2 separate regions of the Mus musculus genome follow, and region 1 is linked to region 2. A link is a loop called in an ENCODE intact Hi-C map of the cell type or tissue named here. Cell type or tissue: left cerebral cortex. All regions are shown on one strand. Each heading gives the region's core, and the rest is flanking DNA. Links, peaks and the distances in the headings are about the cores only.

Region 1 (5,355 bases), core at 100-5,099, 54 kb after region 2:
TGTTCCAAGAAGTGCTGGTGATCACCCGAGCTGTCACTCACAACGAGCAGCTCTGCTATCAGTTGTACCGACAGCCCATCCCTGTGAAGGACCTCACGCTGGAAGACCTGCAGGATGGAGAAGTGCGGCTGGGTGGCTCCCTGCGCGGGGCCTTCAGCAACAACGAGAGAGGTATGTGTGGGTAGCAGACTCGGTGACACACTGAACCGTTTGATCGTAGAAATATGGAAGGAGTGGCTGGCTGGAGAAAAGTGAATAGCAAACTGTCCCAGTGTTAACACTTCACCTACTGATGGATGGACAGTCAAGTTGGACCTCTGAGCCGTCAGCTTTCCACTTATCTGCTTTTCTCTTGAGACTGCTTTGGGCGTTAAGCAGCAGACCATAGTACATGAGCCCAGTCCTACGCAGCTGCATGCAGCTGGTGCACCGTTTGCTCTCTGGCTCTGTCCCCTACTGCTACATCAAAGTATGCTTAATACCATACAGTCTCTGTGTGGGCACTGGTTGCACAGTGCAAGGTTTTGTAGTTGTTCTGATGTAGCTGAAGAGAGTTAAGAACCCCTCTCATGTCTCTTCCTCCGGGCCCTCCCATATCTCTCTTCCCTCAGTCCCTCCCTTGTCTCTTCCGTCCAACCCCTCCCATGTTTCTTCTTCCTAACCCCTCCCATGTCTCTTCCCTTCAGCCCCTTCCATGTCTGTTCCAAGGGCTTCTAACATACAGGCAGCTGTTGTCAATCCCTTGAGCTAAGAGCAATCTGAGCTAAGAGAAAGCACAAGGAGCTGAAGGGGTCTGCAACCCTATAGGTGGAACAACCATATGAACTGACCAGTACCCCAGAGCTCGTGTCTCTAGCTGCATATGTAGCAGAAGATGGTCTACTTGGCCATCATTGGGAAGAGAGGCCCCTTGGTATTGCAAACTTTATATGCCCCAGTACAAGGGAATGCCAGGGCCAAGAAGCGGGAGTGGGTGGGTAGGGGAGCAGGGTGGGAGGAGGGTATAGGGAACTTTCGGGATAGCATTTTAAATGTATATAAAGAAAATATCTAATAATTAACTAATTAATTAATTAATATTTATTAATTAATGTGAGAAGGCAAAGACCAGTTTAAAAAAAAGTAAGAAAAAGAAAAAAAAAAAAAAGAAAATCTGAGCTAGACCTGTGTCACTCCAGTCAAATAAGTGTGGCACCAGGGTAGAACCAACTGAGTCCTGCATCAGTTAGAGACATTCTGTAATCAGTGTCTGGGATACGCCCATTACATTAGGGCCACTCTGTGTGATATTGTTAGCCTTGACAAATACCTACCCATTGACTCTCTCTTCATGTGTTCTTCATTTCTAGTTAAAAACTTCTTCAGAGTCAGTTTCAAAAATGGATCCCAAAGTCAGACCCACTCACTACAAGCCAACGACACCTTCAACAAACAGCAGTGGCTCAACTGTATCCGTCAGGCAAAAGAAACTGTTCTGTCTGCTGCCGGCCAGGCTGGCTTGCTTGACTCTGAGGGACTGGTCCAGGGTCCCGGCACTGAGAACAGGGAGCCACAGGGAGAAACAAAACTTGAGCAGATGGACCAATCGGACAGCGAGTCGGACTGCAGTATGGACACCAGTGAGGTCAGCCTTGAGTGTGAGCGGATGGAACAGACAGACGCTTCCTGTGCAAACAGCAGGCCCGAGGAGAGTGTCTGACAGAAGACTGTGACCCTGCTAGCAGCAGGCTGTTTCTTACCTGTACAGTGTTTGCATTCCACACGTGAACTGTTTGGAGAGGCACTTTGTAATACTCCTGTGCCTGTGTTGGCCTAGTTCCCTCTGTTCCTTGTCCCTAGTACTGTAACTGCCGCTCAGTCTGTGTCAGCTCACAGCAGTCCTTACCCTGTTGCTGTATCTCACAAGCATCTGGATGAGTGGGGAGGAACTGACCGTGTTACTTTAACTTGTCCTACTTTCAAAACAGAAAGGGTCTCTAAACTACTGCTCTGCATGGACTGGGTTGACAAAGCCTTCGTCCCATGCTTCTCTAATGTTCCTCTAGCTCTGACCTAGTAGCTGTAGTCCTGGCATTGAGAGAGTTTTGCAGAGAACGGAGATGGCATTGGAAGAGAAGGCAGAAAGTCTAATTAATTAACCCTTAGCGTGAGCTCAGGTTCTGTGTTATTCAACCAGAAAACATGAAAACATCCCTGAGGGTTTCTGAGGTTTAATTTTGCAAAGGAGGAAGCCTTGTTTTGAAGCCTGTGGTTTCATCCAGTGCAAGTTGAATGTAACAATCTATGAAGACCTGAAACAGAAGTGGCTTTAGAGAGGGCCAAGACAAAAGCAGTTGCCAGACAGGCCTGGTGGCACAGGCCTACAAACCTGGCACTTGGGAGCAGAGGCAGGAAGATGTGGAGTTCAAGAACAGCCTTGGCTACATACCAAGTTCTAGTTCAAACTGAGTTCCACAGTATAAACAAAACAGAGCTAAAAGCACCTGCCAGCTCTGACTATTCAGCTGAAGTGGGGGACAGCTGTGGGAAGTGTTTGTCATCGCCAGTGGCTTGCCATTAGAAAAGCCATTTCTAGCCTACGACAACAGAGATTGCCAGGGGCCCGAGAAGATCTGCCAAGGTTATAGGACCCCATCAACCTTATGTTTCATCCACCTCGGCCACTCCTCTTTTCTAGTGGAAGACTGTGACTGCACCTGGGACTCTGTTTACAAACAAGAGAGAAGGACTTGGGGGTGAGAAGCGGGTCACTGTCACTGAAGCCTCCTGTGCAAACCACGGAAACTGAAGTTACTCCGGGCGGTCTCAGGATTTCCTGCTCTGCTTTCAGGCTCTGGTTCTTGAGCTACAGTCAGACTGGTGGTTAATTCCTCTTGAGGCCAGTTTCATTAGCTCTCATTATCTAGGATCAGCTAGCCAAACTGGAAACTTCTTTGTTCCAGCCTTGATTTACAGAGCAAGGATGGGTTCAAACAAACAAACAAACAAACAAACACACACCATGAGGAAAATAAAATGTTCACAAACTAAACAGCTTCTTGCAAGTGTAAATACTTAGGGGATTTGTACAAAATTATACCCACACCAGCACTAGTAGTAATGATTCTAAATTATTGCCAAAAAAGTTTTTTGTTGTTGTTAATTTCTGCATCAAGTTTACAGAAAAGGAAGCAGCAAAATACAAAGTTGTCCCTTTACTGTACACATGGGTCATGTGCATTCAAAGAAGCTGTGAGACAAGAGCAACCAATAGAAAAACAGGTATATGACATGGTTATTTTTCAAGACATATTATGATCAGTTCTACCCTGTAAAGCATATTTCTGTATTTATAGATTTTAACAGTGGTGAATTTTTTTCTATTACAAGTTTATTTAAAACCATTTTGTTTCCCAAGTTGCTGAATAAACAAACCTGCTCCAGGCAGACACAGTGGAAAGCTGAGACAGGACACTGGATGATGGAGAAAGCTTCAACTGTTCTCTGTAGAGCCGCTGGCCACGGTGGCCAGTGAGTCAAGGTCTGTCAGCCTGTGGGAAGAGAGTGGACGGATGTTTTGGTGAAATGAATACTTTTGTATAATGGCCTTAAACTTTTCTGGAAGCATTTCAAATAAATTGCATTAAAAACACCTTTTCCTCCTGTGTACAGTGTGTGCTCAGCCATCATCAAGTCTCAGGTTGTCCTCTGGAAAGGCAAGAGTTTCTTTCTGAAATTTTACATGTGGTTTCCAAATACTACTTGCGGAAATAAATAGTGCGACTGATGGAGCAAAGCTGTTACAGAACATACATTTCTGTTTTCTCAAGCATTCTGCTCTGATTTCTTTTACCATGTATACTTAGTGTACACCATTTATTCACTTGTGTGTACTTAGTGTATGTGTGTGTGAGGCATGCACGTAAGTACACAGGTACTGCCACACTTGAGTGGAGGTCTGAAGACAACCTGAGTATTTAGTTCTCTCCTTTCACTGTATGAGTTTTGAGGACGGAACTCAGGTCATCCGGCTTGGCATTAGCAGCAAGCACCTCTCCCCATTTTAGCCATCTTGCCACCCCTCGCCCCTTCACTCACCTTTATCTATGCCCTATACAAAGCTTAGTCAGAGCTGTGACAGAAAAGAAGCATTGCATCTCACTGCGGACACAAGTGACTGACGGTGAACTTGAAGCTAACAGGGGTAGTGGTGCACACCTGTAACTCCAGCCCTTAAGACGCAGAGACAGGAGGATCTCCTGAAGTTCAAGGTCAGCTTACTCTGTATAGCAAGTTCCAGGCCAGCTGGGACTGCATAGTGTGATCATATCTTGAAACAACAAGGAAAAGGAAGGGCGAAGGGAAGTTTCATTTTTAAGTTACGCTGGAATTTTAGTCTGCTTGTTCACTGAAATGGTTTTATTTCTCTGACAGAGTAGGGCTCTTGTTTTGTCTATAGAAAGACGGGACAGGTTAAAGATCTTAGCAAGCATTTCCAACAGCATGTTAGTCCGGTAAGGTTAATGACGAGTTTTGTCTTTATGTGTCTGCCATATCCTTTAACACACTGTCCACTCCTAGATTTGGCACAGCGTTCACATAGATGGTAAGTCCAGTTTTGTTTTTCTCAAGGGAAAAAATATCAAGTTTTCTGTCTGCAATCCCAGCACCGTAGAGGTTGAAGCAAGAGAATTGTTTTAATTTGATGGCTAGCCTGGGCTAGATAGTACCAGGTCAGTCAGCTACATAGTTAAATATCACACACACACACAAAATGAAAAAGAAAGGAAGGAAGGAGCCGGGCGTGGTGACGCACGCTTTTAATCCCAGCACTCGGGAGGCAGAGGCAGGTGGATTTCTGAGTTCGAGGCCAGCCTGGTCTACAGATCGAGTTCCAGGACAGCCAGGGCTACACAGAGAAACCCTGTCTCGAAAAACAAACAAAAAAAGAAAAAAAGAAAGAAGGAAGGAAGGGAGTGAGGAAGGGGAGGAAGGAAGAAAGGAAGGGAGAAAGTGAAAGAAAAAGAAAACCCGTCTGCTTTGTTCTCTGGTCTCCCTTTGCCCATGCTTCAGAGACATTTTGGACAGTCTCCACATTTTGTTTCTAGAGTGGCATTGGCTTGTTGACTCTAGGCGCTGTATCTTTGCTAGAAGGTTAGTTGTTGGTGCTGACATTTTGAGAGTTAGTACAAGTGGCGGCAGGCTACATGGGCTTCAGTCTGCTCTGAGGCTGTTATAGTACATGCAACTAGATGTAATCCTTGTAGTCAAGACACAATGAAAACAGCCGGGGCTGGCAATCTTGTGCAGAATTAGAGTGTGGTTTCAGTTTCTGGCTTGTGGTCACTGCCACTGACTGCTTTAGTTTCCATTGCC
Region 2 (5,355 bases), core at 62-5,061:
TGAGTTCTTAATCCCAACTCTGGGCTCTTGTAAGTTGAAGAGACCTTGGGCTTGACTTGCCCTCTTAAGTGTTGCTTGACTCACCATGAAGTAGGATTTCCAAAAAAGACCAAACCAAACAACAACAACAATAACAACAACAACAACAACAAAACGCAAAATGGGGACCACAGGACTTCAGTTCCTTAGCAGCCACAGCCGCTTCTATTTAGAGTGTAGGTCTTTGAGTAGAAGCTAGGGTGGTCAGTCTATGTAACGAAGTTACTCATCCCTTCCTAGGCAATACCAAGTTGGTTTCCCAAATGGTCCAAATGGAATTGTTGTTGTTGTTAATACCAAGTGGTCCCAAATGGTTCAAATAGAAATTTTTTCTTGTTGTTGATATTATAGTTATTGTTATTGTTATTATTATTACTACTACTACTATTTTTTTTAATAAAAGATATTCTAAGCACACTGGCAAGCCTCACATCTTTCTTTGCAGGTAGGCGAAACATATCTGTGGTGTGATTTTATAGTTCCTAGCATGAGTTTTAAACAGGAGATGGTGTGTGAGTCTGAGTACAGATGCACCCTGGCCATTGAGGCAGCTTCCCGCTGGCATATGCATCATCCAAGACTCACCCAGGGCTGACCACAGACAAAGGGAAACCGATGAGGGTGGATTTGATTGCTTTGAGCTCTTCCTGCTGTAGTCTAGCAGGACATCTTAATTACAAAAGGGTCCTTTGTTAGAAGTGTAGGGGAACTCCACAGTGTAGTGACTCCATTGGTAAAGAATTGAGTAACTAAAAATATGACCTCTAGTGTTCTTTAGCTGTCAGTGAACAAGTACTGAGACCTGACTGTGTCTATTGTTTCTCCCCACATTTACAAAGAAAGAAAAAAGCATGCTTTCTGTCTATTTGAGTGTGACCAAATCATTAGCAAAACTAAAATACTGATACTTATGGTCGTCCGTCTGTGATGGGGTGCTCAGTGAGGAACTTGAAAGCCTGTGAATACCGTGTATTAGAAAGTAGTCCAGTGAGACCACTGATGCTGGAGGTTGTCTAGCCCAGGTCTACCCTTAGAGGGTCACGTCATGTCTGCTGGAAGCACATGGGTACTCTGGTCCCAGAGTGACAAGGCTAGCAAACAGCAGGCTCAGCTTCTCCTGTTTTCATTCCTGCCTCAGGCTTCACCTCTCTTCTGCCTGTGAAGTTGCAGTTTTCCATCCAGGTTCCCCCTGGATTAGGAAACTAGAAGAACCCAGGCCTTTAGACAGGCGAGTGACCTTGAGCTCTGTATTTGCTAGGTGATCCTGGGCAAACTCTAAAGCCCTTTAAGTCTTCTTTGCTTGCTCTGTGAAATGGGACAATAAGTACCACTGACTCAAGGCATTGATGGACAGAAAGCCCTTGGATACAGACTGGCAGGGTACGGCCCTGTGTATGCCTTGCTGTTGTGCCTTGGGAGGTCAGGGTGGGAGTGGCAGGAAAGGCTTTCAAGTCAGGTAGATTTGAATGTCAGCTCTGCTGATTAATTACTTGGTAAAACTTGGAGCAAGTGGTTTCCTTTCCTTGGACACCTGCTTCCTCTTCTATAAAATAGGGTCCTGGCGTTGCTGCCTGGGGTAGACAAGAGAGTATGTGCTAGAGTCAGGCAGAGAACAGCCTTGGCAGCAGGGCCCACTAAGGCTTGCAGGGCCAGCTACCTAAATGCTGAGGTAGAAGGGAGAAGGATCCAGTGCAGAATGAATCTTTTCTCCATCCACGTGTCTTTTACTACCTGCATTGGGGGTTGGAGGTGGGAGTGTCCTCTACCCCAGAAATACATACCATATTCAGCAAAACTGCCTTTGTTTCTTCTAGAAACTTATTGACACCTGTTGCCTCTGACTCCAAAGCTCCATCATTTTGTTTGACACAGCAATCTGTGACTAGTCTTCCTTTTTTTTTTTTTTTTTCTGGTTTTTCAAGACAGGGTTTCTCTGTATAGCCCTGGCTGTCCTGGAACTCACTTTGTAGATCAGGCTGGCCTCAAACTCAGAAATCTGCCTGCCTCTGCCTCCCCTGCTGGGATTAAAGGTGTGCGCCACCACCGCCCCAGCTAGTCTTCCTATTTTTAAATCACATTAGCCTTCAGTCTCCTGATTATCTTTTGTAATTGAAATGAGCTGAACTCTAGAGCTCACTCTCTCCCAGGCTCCTTGCCGCCTTGCAGATACCTTCTTTTCCATATTCGCACATGTATGAATTCTAGTAGACCCTAAATGATTCATTCCTTTGTATTAAAGTCTGGGGGCTAGAAAGAACACACAATCATGGTTCAAGGTTGCAAATGTAGAGTTGAGAAAGCCAGGGTCTGAGGTGAGCTGGAAAAATCTCTTGTTAGTGAACATTTAAAAAAAAAAAAAAATCCTGTCTTAAAAAAAATGTGCTGCACCATGAGAAGTGGCCAAGCAAACAGCATTGTGTTCTGCGTGAGCGTGCACACCCATCCTAGGGAATAGCATTTGGAACTATTTATAAACTTACTTGAGGGGTGTGGGATGACAGAGGACCATAGAAATCTATTGCACGTCACCACCCTCACACTTAACTGAGCAGCCTACTCTCTACCTTATTTATTCACATACCATTGCTCATTGGGTGGCATGGTGTCACCCCAACATGAAGGTTTAAATTAATACACACACATACACACACACACACACACACACACACACACACACACAAACACATACACAAACACACACACACACACACACACAAACACAAACACATACACAAACACACACACACACACACACACACACACACACACACACACACACGTTTCCAGTTCACTGATTTTTCTCATGTCATTGTTTGGTTGTTTTTTCCACGTAGAATAACCAGATTTGGGTTTATCCTGTTCTCTCTTGGGAGCTGAATGTTCTAAAATGTTCTGTATTCCCTGGTTGGTAAAGTGTGGGGACTTGCTGCTGAGGGCACACGTGGGCCAGGCATCTGAAGGGATAAAACGTGCCACTGGGTACAGCTGGCACATGGCAGAAGCATCACACGTATTTTATGTTTCTTTCTGGAAGTCACGTCCCTGAAAAGCTTCCTTGCTCAAAAATCATTGTCAAAGCTAAGAAGTAACCAGAAGGCAAAGGAGTGTATCTGCTCTCTCCTGCAGCCTGGGTCTCCCGCCCCATGACAATGCAGGTTTTATCTAGCAGCCAAATGTGATCCCTGCCTTATCTTCAGCCTTATCTTCAGCCAGACTGCAGACCTGTCTGTCAGCTCAGCTCCGAGCGAGATGCATGTCATCATCCCAGATTCAGCTAGAACACTCTGTCCTACCCTTTGGGACACCAAGATGGAGATCTGCGCACGTGGCTCTTTCCATCTCTGTACTTCTATTTCATTTTCTGGGAAGCTAAGATAATGAATGCTGAACTTTGGGAGATGACAGGTAGATAGAGAGGCGACACATGTGAATCCGTAGTGTCCTTACTGAAGCAAAAGGCACCATGTCTGTGTGAGAAACGTTCTGCTTTGTATATCTGATGGAATAAATACCCAGCGTACCTATGGTTGCTTAATCCCAGACAGTCCTGGCGCCTGGTAAGACTGCGTACCAGCTCCTGTAGAGCATAATTCAGCAGAGTGTTAGCAGGGCCTATCTCGTGCAGACCTCAAGACCAGCGTACTGGCTCCCCCAACCCTACTCTGGTTGATGTCTTAGGATTTCACCACTGTTTTTTGTCCTCCAGCGTAGCCTTGAATCCTGCCAAGCCTCTCTCAGTTTTACTAAACAGATGATAAAGCCAGGAATGAGGAAGGAGAAGCCAGGAATGAAGAATGAAAACATGCCAGTGGTCATGGCAGTGGAAGGTGAATTAGGAAGTATCAGGGAATGGCAGCGGGCTGGCGAGCAGGTTGGAGGAGGAAGCAGGCTGCCCTTTGCACTTTGGAATAGGCAAGTGCTCTGGTCTCATCTGGGGGCTCCCACTGAGGTGGGCCTATGACACACACATTCCACAGAGTCTCCCATGCTCCCCCACACAACTCTAGGAGGGTCATTGTACTTCACAGCTAGCAAACCAAGCCACAGGAGGTTACATTATTGGCTCGAGGTTCTAAAATAATAGTCTCTGGCTAGGAAGATGGGCTTATATTTATCCCAGTATACTTTGTAAAGAATTGCTACATTCTTTGATCAAACTAACAGGAACGTTGTTACCTTCTGCAGAGGCTTTTGTGAGTCTGTTCCTAAGCTCCCCGGGAGCCTACAAAATGTCTTAAAAGTAGTCTTGAGATTTGTACACGCCAGTTTCCTCAACTCTAAAGCAGGGTTGGAAGGCCCAAGGCTTGCTTTTCTCCTACCCAGCCCAGAGGGGTTGGGGTGGAAGCCAGGATATCCCTTCCACAGTGATAAACAAGGACAGAACTTAGTCCCACCCACAAGTTCCAAGAAGTCAGTAGGAAGTAGCTGAGGAACTCCAAAGCCACAAAGGCCTTCCTTAGGGCCCAGTGGCCACGATCAGGCTATTAGCCATCTCTTAGGTGTCCCATGGGTTTCATCTAGCCGGTACTGTCCCCAGCTGTACCTCATTTTCCAGACCTGGAAATGGGACTAGCATGTGGGGCATATTACTTAACATGTAACATTCCTGCCCAAAGTGCCCTTCCCGAGATTCAGAGCCTGGGGGCACAGTCCTGCCGGCAGGCCTCCTATCTATCTTGTCAGAAGGTCTGACTCCTGAAGTGACACACAGCTCTAAGATTCTGGCCCTGTCTGCTTCAGTAGAGTAAAAAAAGGTGCTGCTTGAAGTTGGGCAGGCAGATGTACAGCCAGGCCACAGAGAGACCTAAATGTTTGGCTTCCTCTTTCTCTGAAGGTCTGTAGAACCGTGTCTGAGCATGACCAAGAAGAGCTTCAGGCAATAGGGACTGGCGCTGACTGAAAGGAACTTACAGGGGTGTGGGTGTGTGTTTCTCCTTCTGCCTAGGGTTAAGTAATAGCAACATCCTGTGTAAGAGAATTTGAATGTGGTTTTCAGCTAAACTCCAATATTTTAGGGCTATTTATTAGATGTGTTTAATCTCGGGCCAATTTAGCCAGTAGCAGACTAATAAAATAACAAATGTGGGCTTGCTGCCAGGACAAATGTTGATTTACCCTTCTAATGTTGACTAAAATGAATAACTTTGAAAGTAATTGAGGAGGGAGGCCTTAGCCAGCGCTCCAGTCTGAAACAGTGGCTCTGTTTCATTTTACTGGCACTCCTGAGAGATTGTGTGCATAACCTGGGCTGCTGCCTGTTCCAGCTCTCTGAGGGGCCCATATTTTACTGAGTTATTTTCCAAAGTTCTTTTCTTT

What was found. Peaks named below come from ENCODE experiments on the same cell type or tissue, not always from the same donor. Only the 100,000 strongest peaks of a DNase experiment are listed, where the experiment ranks them.
Region 1: a loop joins it to region 2, with 2.4 times the contacts of the local background. A loop is called at or near these places in 11 of 42 quality-filtered maps.

What each region holds. Positions count from the first base shown.
Region 1 is chr14:27,400,281-27,405,635 of GRCm38, forward strand. Arhgef3 (Rho guanine nucleotide exchange factor (GEF) 3) reads left to right here. Exons shown (of 10, transcript NM_001289687.1): 9 at 1-171; 10 at 1,350-3,631. The coding sequence ends at 1,699. It overlaps Gm34702 (a long non-coding RNA gene), which reads right to left and starts at 26. Exons shown (of 3, transcript XR_383310.4): 1 at 1-26. In left cerebral cortex, for the core only: no CTCF peak of the experiment used is centred there; no DNase peak of the experiment used is centred there.
Region 2 is chr14:27,346,765-27,352,119 of GRCm38, forward strand. The region is part of intron 1 of Arhgef3 (Rho guanine nucleotide exchange factor (GEF) 3); the gene reads left to right. Among named protein-coding and RNA genes, the nearest start is that of Arhgef3, 13 kb to the left of the region's middle. In left cerebral cortex, for the core only: a CTCF peak has its summit at 813; DNase peaks (open chromatin) are centred at 2,528, 3,003 and 4,945; H3K27ac peaks cover 2,208 bases.